Regions from separate parts of the Homo sapiens genome. Here all the other regions are linked to region 1. Evidence: chromatin contacts called from ENCODE Hi-C or POLR2A ChIA-PET data. All regions are on one chromosome and are shown on one strand. Each heading gives the region's core, a stretch centred on a gene start or an enhancer-like site at or near the end of the contact. The rest is flanking DNA. Distances are from core to core; before and after follow the strand shown.

Region 1 (4,124 bases), core at 568-3,067:
TCTCAAAAAAAAAATTCCACTGTGAACCACTAAACAAATTCATAGAAGAAAGGAACTACCTTCCAAACGTTTTCACGATGATAAGAGTCATCTTGGCTAAATAAACTTCTGCCTTGCTAACTCACTTTGTAACATCCCCCCAAATTCTACTCCACGACTCCACTATACCCAGGAAATCCTTTCCCTGACCCCTCCAGGTGGAGAAACCACTCTCTCAACAAAAGATACTCACTGAAGTCCACAGCAGCTGAAATCTGCATCTCGTAGGCTGGCTGCTCTTACTAGAGTGAGTTATAGGCTTCTCAAGAGTTAAATTTGTTCCTAAATATATGCCAGTGGCACGTGGTATTGGGAATAGAGAATTTAATTAAATATTACTAAATGTCAATGAAATACAAGTGCAAAAAGAAAGTTGCTCTTGTGCAAACTTAATGAATGACTTTCGAGACAATCGACAAAGGAGAGTCACAATCTTATTAGGCAAGGACCGAAGGGATCCTAGACATTGTCCGGGAAATCGCAAAAATTCAGGCTTCTGTAATCAGATTGCTTCTCCGGTGAGCTTTACGCTCTCCATGTATTTTTCAAAAAAAATCCAACATGAAAATTCTAGAGGAGGCTTTATTGGGTGCGGTCTGTGCAAGAGAGACGATGGGGAATGCCAATCGGAGAACCCAGATTGAAAGGAAAGGTTTTTGGAACCCACATCAAAAGACTGGCTGCTCGGAAAGTTTTCTCGCTAGCGACAAAGGCTTGGAGGCTGGAAAAAGCGTCGTGGTCGCCACCTACCGAGAAGCGGCGGGTGGGGGGAGGATGGCCGTCGTGGCCCGAATCCCCAGTGGGTGGTACTGGGTGGGGGGGCGGGCGGGAATCAAAAAACCACTCAATCTCGTGCTTTACATAAACATCTAAAAATCGTCGGCCTCGGGGTTGTAAAGTTTTGGAGTTTAACTTAGGTGAACAGTAATGTCTCTCCATTTTCAAAACCCACCGGCTAATTCAAGTTGAGAAGCAAAAAATAGTGGTAGGGGGAGGAGTTTGAGTTAAATCGCATCGCGGTTGACAGAACAAAACAGGAGCTACGAGTCAGGATTTCTGCTCCCACTCCCTTGCAAGTTTCCTTCCAAATCCTGAGGGAGAGATAGAGGCGGAGGGTCTGGGGGAGGAATTAAAACACAAGGTCTCCTCCCCTCTCGCCTGTCCGAACTTGGGGGCAACGGTCTCTTTGGAGGCCAGCTTGGAAAACACTAGAGAGGAGTTCTTTGTGTCCTGGAGGGTGGTGCAAGGCGGAAGGACTCCCCTTTTGCAGAGCAAGGAGGGCGACGGCCCAGCCCGGGGCTCCCCGGCTTTTGCAGCTTCCCTGCCTCGCAATTTGCAAGGAATGTGGGGTGCAAGAGCAAGTGGCGGACTTGGACGGCGGCTGGCGCTCGGTGGGGACGACGCCGGAGCCACCACCCGTCCAGATTTCCGTTTCTGCACCCCGGCTCCCCTCCCCCACCCGGGCGGCCGCGCAGGCCCCAGGTGCAGCCATGTTCTCGCTCCCACCACCCTCGCCTCCATTGACAGCCCTTGCTGGAGAGGGCCGGGCGCCGCGCTTGCCTCGTCCTCGGGTTCGGGGCTAGCCGGCGCGGTGCTTCCTGGGAGTTGTAGTCCACGACCGCCGCCGCCGCGTTGACGGGGAACGCATCCGAAACTACAACTCCCGCTGGGCGGCGCTGCGGATGCGCAGGCGCAACGCGCCTTCGAGGAACAAAAAAAAAAAAAAAAAAAAAAAAAAAGAAAAAAAAGAAAAAAAAAAGGAGGAGGAGGAGGAGGGTGAGAGAGAAGCTGGGAGAGCAGAGAAAAGGGGCCACCGGTCGCCCCCCCGCTTCCCCGCACGCGCTCTCCAGCCGCGGCCGCCCGCCTGCCGCGGTCACCCCGGCCTCTGCCTCTGTCCCCCAGTGATCGGATCAAGGCGCTGAGCGAGGCCCTGCCTGCGGGGCGGCCATGCGGCGGTGACAGGAGCGCGACCGACACGCACGGGCCCCTCGCCCCCTCTCGCCTCCCGTCCGCTCGCCAGCTCCCCTCAGCCGAGGCTGCTCCGCGGCGGCCGCAGCCCGCGCGCGGCCCACACTCGCCTCCCCTCGGCACCCCCGGCCCCGGAGCTGCCTGGAGGCGGCCGCACTCGGGTGAGTCCCTCTCGCCTCATCCCCGCGCCCCCCGCCCCCGCCTCGGGGGCCATTGCGAGCGGGGGCCTTTATTAGAGACTTTGCCCCGCCGGGGCCTGCAGGGACAGGGGCCTGGGAGCCGCGGCCCGCCGCGCGCGGTGTGGGGCCTTGGGGGGCGCCCGTGCCGCCTCCCCCTACCCCCACCCCCACCGCCTCGCCGGGTCTCGAGCCCCGCCGGCCTTGGCAGTGGCCGAAACGAGGCGATGGGGGTGGGGCGGCACGGACGCGGTCGCGGGGGACGACAGTGGCACGCGCGCGCCTCAGTGCGCGTGGGGGAGGGGCGCGCGCGCCGACCGGCGTGCGGTGGGGGGGCGCCTCGCGCGTGCGATCCCGCGCGCGAGCGAGCGAGCGGCCCTGCGGGCTGCGCATGCCCCGCCGCGCTGATTGGCCGGCTAGGCGGTGCGGGGGCGCGCGCGGTGCCAGGCCCGAGCCGTCGTGGGGTCGCGCTCGCCTGGTGTATCTGGGGCTCCTGCGCCGGGGCAGCAGACGCGCGGGATTGGCCAACCGGCGCGGGGGCGGGGCCGCGCGTTGCCTGGTAACTGCGGCGGGCGGGGGAGCGGGAGCGCTGTCCCCCGCCCCGCCCCGCTCCCAGGTGGAGTCCGCAGTGGGCTTTGTCCCGGGCCGGCCCGGCGCGCCTGCCCCGCGGGGCCTGTTCTTTGGGGGAAATAAACACAATGACCGGAAGGAAAACTTCAGCTTTAGGCCATGAAAATTAAGCCGTCTGGGTTCAGCCAGCACCCAGACGACGGGAGTGCAGAGGAAGAAGGAAAATGAAATGGAAAAAGCTGTCTCCTTCCCGCTCCCCGACTTCTCCACTTTTTCTTAATCCAGCTTTTGCTTTTTCGTGTAGCGAATTTTGTCCTCCCTAGGTTATGGATTTGCGCTGATTTGCGGCTGGGGATGTTCACAGGTGGGGTGCTGTTGGAGTAGTGTCCACTCTTGGCGATGCGCAGCTCTTGCTGACTACTGACCTCCTTTTTTTAAAAAAAATTATTTGTGGAGATGCGTTCTCACTTTGTTGCCCAGGCTGGTCTTGAACTCCTAGGCTCAAGCGATCCTCCCACCTTGGCCCCCCATAGTGCTGGGATTACAGGTGTGAGCCATCGCTTTCGGCTTAATTTTCTTTTTTTTTTTTAGAAACAGGGTCTCTCTGTGTTGCCCTGGCTGAAGCGCAGAGTGGCACAATCATAGCACATTGCAGCCTCCAACACCTGGGCTCCAGCGATCCTCCTGCCTCAGCCTCCTCAGTGGCTGGGACTACAGGCGCATGCCATCATGCCCTGCTAATTTTTTTTTTTTTGAGATGGAGTCTCACTCTGTGGCCCAGGCTGAAGTGCACTGGTGTGATCTCGGCTCACTGCAACCTCTGCCTCCCGGGTTCAAGCCGTTCTCCTGCCTCAGCCTCCTGAGTAGCTGGGATTACAGGCGTGCCCACCACGCCCGGCTAATTTTTGTATTTTTAGTAGAGATGGCGTTTCACCATGTTGGCCAGGCTGGTCTCCAACTCTTGAATCAAGCTGAAAGCAATCGGCCCGCCTCGGCCTGCCACCAAAGTGCTGGGATTACAGGCGTGAGCCACCGCCCTGGGTCACGCCTGGCTAATTTAAAATTTTTTTTTAGAGATGGGGTCTTCTTGTGTTGCCTAGGCTGGTCGGGAACTCCTGGACTCTGGTGATCCTCCCGTTTAGGCCTCCCAAAGTGGTGGGAGTACAGGCTTGAGCCACCACGCTGGGCCTCATCTCTTTTAAATTCAACTTTGCCGCAGACAATGGCTTGATCAGCCAACAGTGCAGAGGAGAAGTCTCCAGTCCTTCAGGGAACAAAAGGGGAAGTTAGTTTGCAAATGAGAACGTGCAGGTAGAGTGCCCTGCGGAGGCGGGGTCTTCTCCCCAGGCTGAGGCCTGTGGTGTGGGATGA
Region 2 (4,124 bases), core at 570-3,069, 420 kb after region 1:
CTACATGGGAGGCTGAAGCAGGAGGATCACTTGAATCCAGGAGGTCGAGGCTGCAGTGACCCATGATCACGCCACTGTACTCCAGCCTGGGCAACAGAGCCAGATCAAAAAAAAAAAACAAACCTATATTTTGTACTCTATTTTGTATTTTAAATTTATACATATACATATACATATACATATATATATATATATATATATATATATATGGAGAGAGAGAGAGACAGAGAGATGAGTTCTCACTGTGTTACCCAGGCTGGTCTCAAACTCTTGAACTCAAATGATCCTCCTGCCTTGGCCTCCCAAAGTGCTGAAATTACAGGCATGAGCTACCGCACCTGGCCTATATTGTATGCTTTTTGTTGTTGTTGTTTAGTTTTTGTTATTGCTTTTGTTATTATATTTTCTATTTCTTATTGCTGTTAGCAGTAGTATAAGGCAGATGAGAAAGTGTGGCTTCTAAAGGTTGAGTAACTTGACTGCATGCTTTTCACTGACACTACACCGTTACGTACTCAGGCTATTACCATGAAAAGGAAAACTCAGTACTACAGCTACTGTGAATTTAACACAGTGACAACCCCAAGGTCTTTGTTGGGTGTTTTAACTACACTCTCATCAATCCTCCCTTCACTGACCCGATGAGAAAACCGGGGCTTCCAGTGAGGTTGGATATAGACCAAAGATGGTTTGATTTTAAAATCAATCCTCTTTCAGCCAGGCACAGTGGCTCACGCCTGTAATCCCAGCACTTTGGGAGGCCAAGGCGGGCGGATCGCTTGAGTTCAGTTCAAGACCAGTCTAGCAAACATGGCGAAACCCCATCTCTACTAAAAATACAAAAATTTGCCGGGCTAGGTGGCAGGACGATCTCTTGAGCCCAGGAGGTCGAGGCTGCAGTGAGCTATGATGACACCACTGCACTCCAGCCTGAGCGACAGAGCGAGACCCTGTCTCTAAAAAATAAATTAAAACAAAAAAATCCCCTTTCTGAGTTGTTCATTGAAACACCTCAGCTGGTATACATTTTCAATGGACTTTTGAATTTTGCTTTCCTAACATCAGAACTCCTGCAGTCACGCTGGCCTGAGTGAGAATTCCACCGCATATAAACAGCTAGCAGCGGTGGGGCCTCGGGCCTCAACCTCTCTGGGCCTCCCCTTCCTTCCCTGTAATTGGGAATAACTGTCGACTCACTGGGTGCTAAGCGAATGACACGACCCGGCACAACATCTGGCACTGCCACCCAATAAATGTTGATGGCCACCCCTAACGCCTTCCCCTCCTGGGCTTGCAGCCAGCTCGAGGGTCGTCCTGCCGGAAGTCTGTCCACCCAGAGGAGCCAACTTCTTGAAGAGAGCCGAACAGGTCGAGGGAGGCCGGGAGCGCGGAAGAGAGAGAAGGAGAGAAGGAGGAAGCCGCGGCCTGCACCTTTTGGTCCAGCTCCAGGCGATAGGGCACGGGCTGGATCCTGCGGCGCGGTCGGGCGCCGGCGCGGGGCCCGGGCCCGGAGCTGGGCACCACAAAGGAAGGCACGCCCAGCGCCCCCGAGAAGCTGAAGCCCCACACGAAGACGCGATCGGCGCGGGCAGCGCGCTCGCCCACGTACTGGACCACGGGCACCTCCGCCTCGGCTTCTGCCGCTTCGCGCCGGCTCCGGGAGCGCCCGGCCGCCGTCCAGTGCCCTCGCCCCAGCCCCGGCCCGCTCAGCCGCCGCCCCAGCCGAGCCCCAGCCACCAACGCCACCAGCGCCATCCTCCGTTCCGCGCCTCAGCAGCCTCTGGGCGCCGCCATCTTGCGTGACCCTTAACACCAGTCCTCGCCGGAAGAGGCTACGGCCACTTTTACTCCTGGTTGAAGGCAAAGGCGCTGACGGCAGCCCAAGGCTCAGGGAGGCGTGGCGTGGCGATGGTGAGGGGCGGGGTTAGGGGCGGGATTAGGATTCTTGTCCCTTAGCGAAACTGCGTGTCCTGTTTTGCTCCCTTGCTATTGCCCCGCGACATTTCTTACCTGGCCTTGCTGCAGCCGTCTCCGCTCCGGTCTGCTCCCACGCCGCCCCAGGCCGTCCTCCAGCGACAGCGAGCTGGAGTGGACGATTCCCTGCTGCCTTCGCATCCCCTGCCCAGGTCCCCTCAAACCTATCGACAGGCTCACTGCAACCTCCCCCTCCTGGGTTCAAGTGACTCTCGTGTCTCAGCCTCCCGAGTAGCTGGGACCACAGGCGTACGCCACCACGCCCGGCTAATTTTTGTATTTTTAGTAGAGACAGGGTTTCACGATGTTGGCCAGGTTGGTTTTGAACTCCTGACCTCCAGTGATCCACCCACCTCGGCCTCCCAAAGTGCTGGGATTACAGGCATAAGCCACCGCCCCCAGCCTGTGCAGGCCTGTTTTATGGAAGATGACTGGGGAAAACCCACTAATAAAATGTGGTGACCACAAGACTGCTCATGGAAAGCCTCTTACTACAGGGAGTAAAATTCATGAAGGCACTGAAACCACCAGTCTCCCGGGCTATGAAATGTATTCTCTGCGGCGGACCCAGTCTTCCAGCACTTTGGAAGACAAAGGTGGGAGAATCACTTGAGAGTTCGAGACCAGCCTGGGCAAATAGTGGGACCCTTTCTCTACAAAAAAATTTAAAAATTAGCTCGGCGTGATGGTGTGCACCTGTGGTGCCAGCTACTTAGGAGACTGAGGCAGGTGGATGGCTTAAGCCCAGGAGTTCGAGGCTGCAGTGAGCCATGATTGCACCACTGCACTCCAGCCAGGACAGCAGAGTGAGACCCTGTCTCTGAAAAAAAAAAAAATTAAATTAAATGTAAATATAAAAGTAAAAATAAATGTGTCTATGGACCCGCCTGGTAGTAAGTTCCCTGCCACCATTTGGGATAGATAAACTTAGCCATTCACATCGGTCCCCTTACCCTGTCTCGACCCAGCCAGTATTCAATCAGAACACACACTGTTTGCCACATGGAATTGTAGATGCTAGTGCCACCTTCAAAGATGTAAAAGATTCAGAGGGGTGGTGATTCCTATCCAATGGGTAGCTCCCCATTGAGTTCACCTGTTTGGCTCCTAAAAAAACTGATGGATTGGCCAGGCATAGTGGCTCACACCTGTAATCCCAGCATTTTGGGAGGGCAAGGCAGGCACATCACGAGGTCAAGAGATGGAGACCATCCTGGCCAACATAGTAAAACCCCATTTCTACTGAAAATACAAAAATTAGCTGGGCGTGGTGGAACGCACTGTAGTCTCAGCTACTTGGGAGGCTGAGGCAGGAGAATAGCTTGAACCCGGGAGGCGGAGGTTGCAGTGAGCCGAGATCGCACCACTGCACTCCAGCCTGGCGACAGAGCGAGGCTCCGTCTCAAAAAATAAAAAAAGATGGACTGTGGTAGGGGACAGGGGACCACCATACATTTAGGCAAGTGCATGGTCCAACTCATAGCTGCTGTGTCAAGCGTGCCGTCTGTTTTTTTGTTCGTTTGTTTGTTTTTTGAGACAGAGTCTCAGTCTATCACCCAGGCTTGAGTACGGTGACATGATCTCGACTCACTGCAACCTCCGCCTCCTGGGTTCAAGCAATTCTCCTGCCTCAGCCTCCCAAGTAGTTGGGATTACAGGCGTGCACAACCACACCCGGTTAATTTTTTGTATTTTTAGTAGAGACGGAATTTCACCATGGTGGCCATGACTGGTCCCCAACTCCTGACCTCAGGTGATCTGCCCGCCTCCACCTCCCAAAGTGCTGAGATTACAGGCCTGAGCCACCGCGCCCAGCCATGGCATCTGTTTTACCAGAAGAGATCAACACACCCTCTGAAACATGATACAGGACACTGATCTGGTGAGTGGGTTCTTTTCAATCCCTAACAGAAAAGAGGACCAAAAACAGTTTGCCTCTGCGTGAAGGAAAGCATTACTCATGAACTCTCCCACTGTCTCACTCCCGACACCACCCACATTAAGTATCTGTTACAAGACCTTGTCTCCAGCCGGGCGCGGTGGCTCATGCCTGTAATCCCAGCACTTTGGAAGGCTGAGGTGGGCGGATCACGAGGTCAGAAGTTTGAGACCAGTCTGGCCAACATAGTGAAACCCTGTCTCTACTAGAA
Region 3 (4,124 bases), core at 1,050-3,549, 390 kb after region 1:
CATAGCTGCAAGATAAAAGGACATTCAGTGAAAAAGAAGAAAAAGCTATTAAATGATTTTTATGCCGGGCGCAGTGGCTCACACCTGTAATCCCAGCACTTTGGGAGGCTGAGGTGGACTCCACTTGAGGTCAGGAGTTCAAGACCAGCCTGGCCAACATGGTGAAACCCTGTCTCTACTAAAAATACAAAAATTATCTGGGTGTGGTGGCGCACGCCTATAACCCCAGCTACTCGGGAGGCTGAGGCAGGAGAATCGCTTGAACCTGGGAGGTGGAGGTTGCAGTGAGCTGAGATCGCACCACTGCACTCCAGCCTGGGCGACAGAGCAAGACTCTGTCTCGAAAAAAAAAAAAAAAAAAAAAAAAGTCTTTCATTACCACACCTATCACCAGCTGCCCCAGTCCCCATCTGCCTCTGAACTGAAAACTACTTTTAACTGATTTCTTATTAACTTTCCAGAGGTTTGTTTTGTTTTTGTTTTAAGAGACAGGGTCTAGGCCAGGCGCAGTGGCTCACGCCTGTAATCCCAGCACTTTGGGAGGCCGCGGTGGGCAGGAGTTTGAGACCAGCCTGGCCAACATGGTGAAACCCCGTCTCTACTAAAAATGCAAAAATTAGCTGGGCATGGTGGCAGGCGCCTGTAATCCCAGCTACTCAGGAGGCTAAAGTAGGAGAATTGCTTGAACTCAGGAGACAGAGGTTGCAGTGAGCCGAGATCACGCCATTGCACTCCAGCCTGAGCAACAGAGCAAGACTCTGGCTCAGAAACAAAAAAGAGGCAGAGTCTCACTTTGTTGCCCAGGCTGGAGTCTAGTGGTGCAATCACTGCAGGCTTAACCTCCTGGGCTCAAGTGATTTTCCCGCCTTAGCCTCCCAAGTAGCTGGGACTACAGGCACGTGCCACCATGCCTGGCTAATTTTGTTTGTTTGTTTGTAGAGACAGAGGTCTCACTATGTTGCCGAGGCTGGATTATAGAGACACAATCATAGCTCGCACTACAATGTCGAACTCCTGGGCTCAAGCTATCCTCCCACCTCACCCTCCCAAGTAGCTAGGACTACTGGCATGCACCACTATGCTCAGCTTATTTTTGTATTTTTTGTAGAGACAGGGTCTTGCCATGTTGCCCAGGCTGGTCTCGAACTCCTGGGCTCAAGTGATTCTCCTGCTTCAGCCTCCCGAAGTGCTGGGATTCCAGGTGTGATCCCCAGGCCTGGCCTTCCAGAGGTTCTTTATGCAAAGAAGCAGATATGCATCTCTCTTTTTTTTTTTTTTGAGACGGAGTCTCGCTCTGTCACCAGGCTAGAGTGCAGTGGCGCAATCTCAGTTCACTGCAACCTCCGACTCCCTGGTTCAAGCGATTCTCCTGCCTCAGCCTCCCAAGTAGCTGGGATTACAGGCATGCAGTACCATGCCCAGCTAATTTTTGTATTTTTCGTAGAGATGGGGTTTCACCATGTTGGCTAGGATGGTCTTGATCTTCTGACCTCGTGAGCCACCTGCCTTGGCCTCCCAAAGCGCTGGGATTACAGGCGTGAGCCGCTGCACCTGGCCTTCTCTTCCTTTCTTAAGTGCCAACTGCAAAGAAAGTGACCCTGCCTGGCTTGGCCGGAAGACCCCTGCCAGGATGCTGGCACTTGATCTACTGACCAGATCCGAATTCGACCACCCTCCCCTGGTGGCAGCATGCAGCCAGGTGGTGTGACAGCTGGAAAGGGGATCTGTCACAGTCTGTGGAGTTTACCGAGCTTAAGAGGGAAACCGCCTAATCCAGATGGCCTGGCCCTAAAAGCCGAGAGGCGGCAGGCGCCGACCCCGGAGCTTTGCACCTACGCCAGGAGACAAGACCATTAGGGACTCCTGGCCACAGCAGATGGATGCTAGAAACCAAGTCATGCTGTCATCCCCCAGCCCTGTCCCTAAACAAATGAATGTCTTTAGCAGAACCTATTACAGGAATCACTAAACAAACAAGAACGGGGCCCAGTGAATCGCAAAGGCACGTCGATGCAGAAAGCCTGAGAGGCTGGCCGGAGAAGAAAACAGGCTGCCTCTGCAGGGACTGGGCCCCGACCGCCTCTTAGCAACCTCCCCAGCCATTAGGGAGCACTTTATTTACCTTTCCCGGGACAGTGCGCTTCCTCACGGCTGCACTTAAGCCCCCAGGTCCTTGCTCCCCGAGGGCTCTGGCCATTCAAGCCCAAAGCAAAGGAAGCCACGATGGTCTCTGCTGCGGGTGGCCTGGGCAGCAAGGGCCCGGCTCCTGGGAGCCAGCCCTAGGGACCAGCGGGAGGCTCCCCAAGGTTCCAGCTCCCCCTGGCGGACAATCTCACACGGTCTCTGAACTGAGTCCAAGAGGAGACTGCCCTCAGCCATGTTTTATTTTTGTCCTAGGCAAGGTTAAATGGCGTTTTTCTTCTAAGCCAATTTACACTCACAACTCCGCTGCTGAGGGAAACAGTTCCAAAAACCAGAACCATATTTAGCCTTGGTGACTCTCTTAAAAGTCTCAGCAGAATCCATTTAGGAACATCCCTATCCACAATTACAAGTTGCTAAAACGAACGCCCACCAGGTGAAAGACGGGGGTGCGGGAAGAAGGAACCCTGGGCGGTGAGTCCTTCGTGGGGACAAGAGAGCCAGAGAAAGGGAGACTACTCCGGCGCCCAGCTCTGCAGTTCAATGGCACCAGCTTTTCTATTTTTTTTTTTTCAATGAGACGGAGTCTCGCTCTGTCACCCAGGCTGGAGTGCAGTGGCACGATCTCGGCTCACTGCAACCTCCGCCTCCCAAGTTCAAGCAATTCTCCTGCCTCAGCCCCCCAAGTAGCTGGGATTACAGGCATGCGCCACCACACCTGGCTAATATTTGTATTTTTAGTGGAGACAGGGTTTCACCATGTTGGCCAAGCTGGTCCCAAACTCCTGACCTCGTGATCCGCCCGCCTCGGCACCCCCAAAGTGCTGGGATTACAGGCGTGAGCCACTGCGCCCGGCCGCTTTTGTATTTTTAAATTTTTGTTTAGAGACAAGGTCTTGTTCTGTTGCCCCCGGCTGGAGCGCAGTGGTGTGATCATAGCTCACTGCAGCTTCCAACTCCTGGGCTCAAGTGATCCTCCTGCCTCAGCCTCCCAGGGAGCTGGGATTACAGGCACACGCCACTGCACCTGGGTCATTTGTTTTTTGTAGAGATGGAGTCTCACTATGTTGCCCAGGCTGGTCTTGAACTCCTGGCCTCAAGCAATCCTTTCGCGTCAGCCTCTCAAAGCGCTGGGATTATAGGCGTTGAGTTACCATGCCTGGCCTGTGCCCGGCTTTTAACTTGTACTCCTCTCCTGCATTGTGAGAACCACCTAGGTGGGTACATACACAGATGAATAAATAAAATTATATATATATATTTTTTGGAGACAGAGTATCACTCTGTCGCCCAGGCTGGAGTGCAGTGGCGCAATCTCGGCTCACTGCAACCTCCGCCTCCTAGGTTCAAGTGATTCTCCTGCTCAGACTTCTGAGTAGCTGGGATTACAGGCGTGCACCCCCACGCCTGGCTAATTTTTGTATTTTTAGTAGAGACGGGGTTTCGCCATGTTGGTCAGGCTGGTATCGAACTCCTGACCCCATGATCTGCCCATCTTGGCCTCCCAAAGTGCTGGGATTATAGAGATGAGCCATAGCGCCTGGCCAATAATTAAAAAAAAAAAAAAAAAAAAAAAAAGAACCACCGGCCAGGAGCAGTGGCTCACACCTGTAATCCCAGCACTTTGGGAGGCCGAGGCAGGTGGATCACCTGAGGTGAGGAGTTTGAGACCAGCCTGGGCAACATGGTGAAACCTCATCTCTACTAAAAATACAAAAATTAGCCAGGCATGGTGGCACATGCCTGTAATCCCAGCTACTGGGGAGGCTGAGGCAAGAGAATCGCTTGAACCCGGGAGGCGGAGGTTGCAGTGAGCCCAGATTGTGCCACTGTACTCCAACCTGGGTGACAAAGCAGGACATCGCCTCAAAAAAAAAAAAAAAAAAAAAGAACCACCACCTAAGACCCAGGGCTATGGAAGGAGTCGTATAAGCGAGGCTAGAAGTCAGCGAGCTCCCCAGCTTGTGTCTCCAGACCCCACC

Evidence for each region. Hi-C counts contacts between places; a loop is a spot of excess contacts on that map. ChIA-PET counts read pairs that join two places held with the same protein, here RNA polymerase II (POLR2A). Pooled maps may share reads with other maps.
Region 2: a map with no recorded cell type shows a loop between it and region 1 (4-fold over the local background). The contact joins the promoter of RCC1L here to the promoter of GTF2I in region 1. A Hi-C loop is called at or near these places in 1 of 37 single-sample maps with no recorded cell type and 1 of 50 pooled maps. POLR2A ChIA-PET finds 5 or more read pairs at or near these places in 1 of 52 experiments (BJ).
Region 3: a pooled map shows a loop between it and region 1 (4-fold over the local background). The contact joins the enhancer-like site here to the promoter of GTF2I in region 1. A Hi-C loop is called at or near these places in 2 of 50 pooled maps. POLR2A ChIA-PET finds 5 or more read pairs at or near these places in 3 of 52 experiments (WTC11, activated T-cell and naive thymus-derived CD8-positive, alpha-beta T cell).

The regions. Positions count from the first base shown.
Region 1 is chr7:74,655,901-74,660,024 of GRCh38, forward strand. GTF2I (general transcription factor IIi) reads left to right here and starts at 1,818. Exons shown (of 35, transcript NM_032999.4): 1 at 1,818-2,168. RefSeq lists silencers at 1,368-1,527, 1,898-2,077, 2,098-2,387, 2,458-2,977 and enhancers at 1,608-1,727, 1,748-1,797, 3,748-3,977.
Region 2 is chr7:75,071,983-75,076,106 of GRCh38, forward strand. RCC1L (RCC1 like) reads right to left here and starts at 1,820. Exons shown (of 11, transcript NM_030798.5): 1 at 1,432-1,820. The coding sequence starts at 1,755. RefSeq lists a silencer at 1,506-1,725.
Region 3 is chr7:75,044,257-75,048,380 of GRCh38, forward strand. All of the region lies in intron 10 of RCC1L (RCC1 like), which reads right to left. Among named protein-coding and RNA genes, the nearest start is that of RCC1L, 27 kb to the right of the region's middle. RefSeq lists an enhancer at 1,643-2,142. Within about 2 kb of position 2,300, at least 8 of the 41 ENCODE cell types and tissues checked have a DNase peak (open chromatin) inside an H3K27ac peak, as active enhancers do.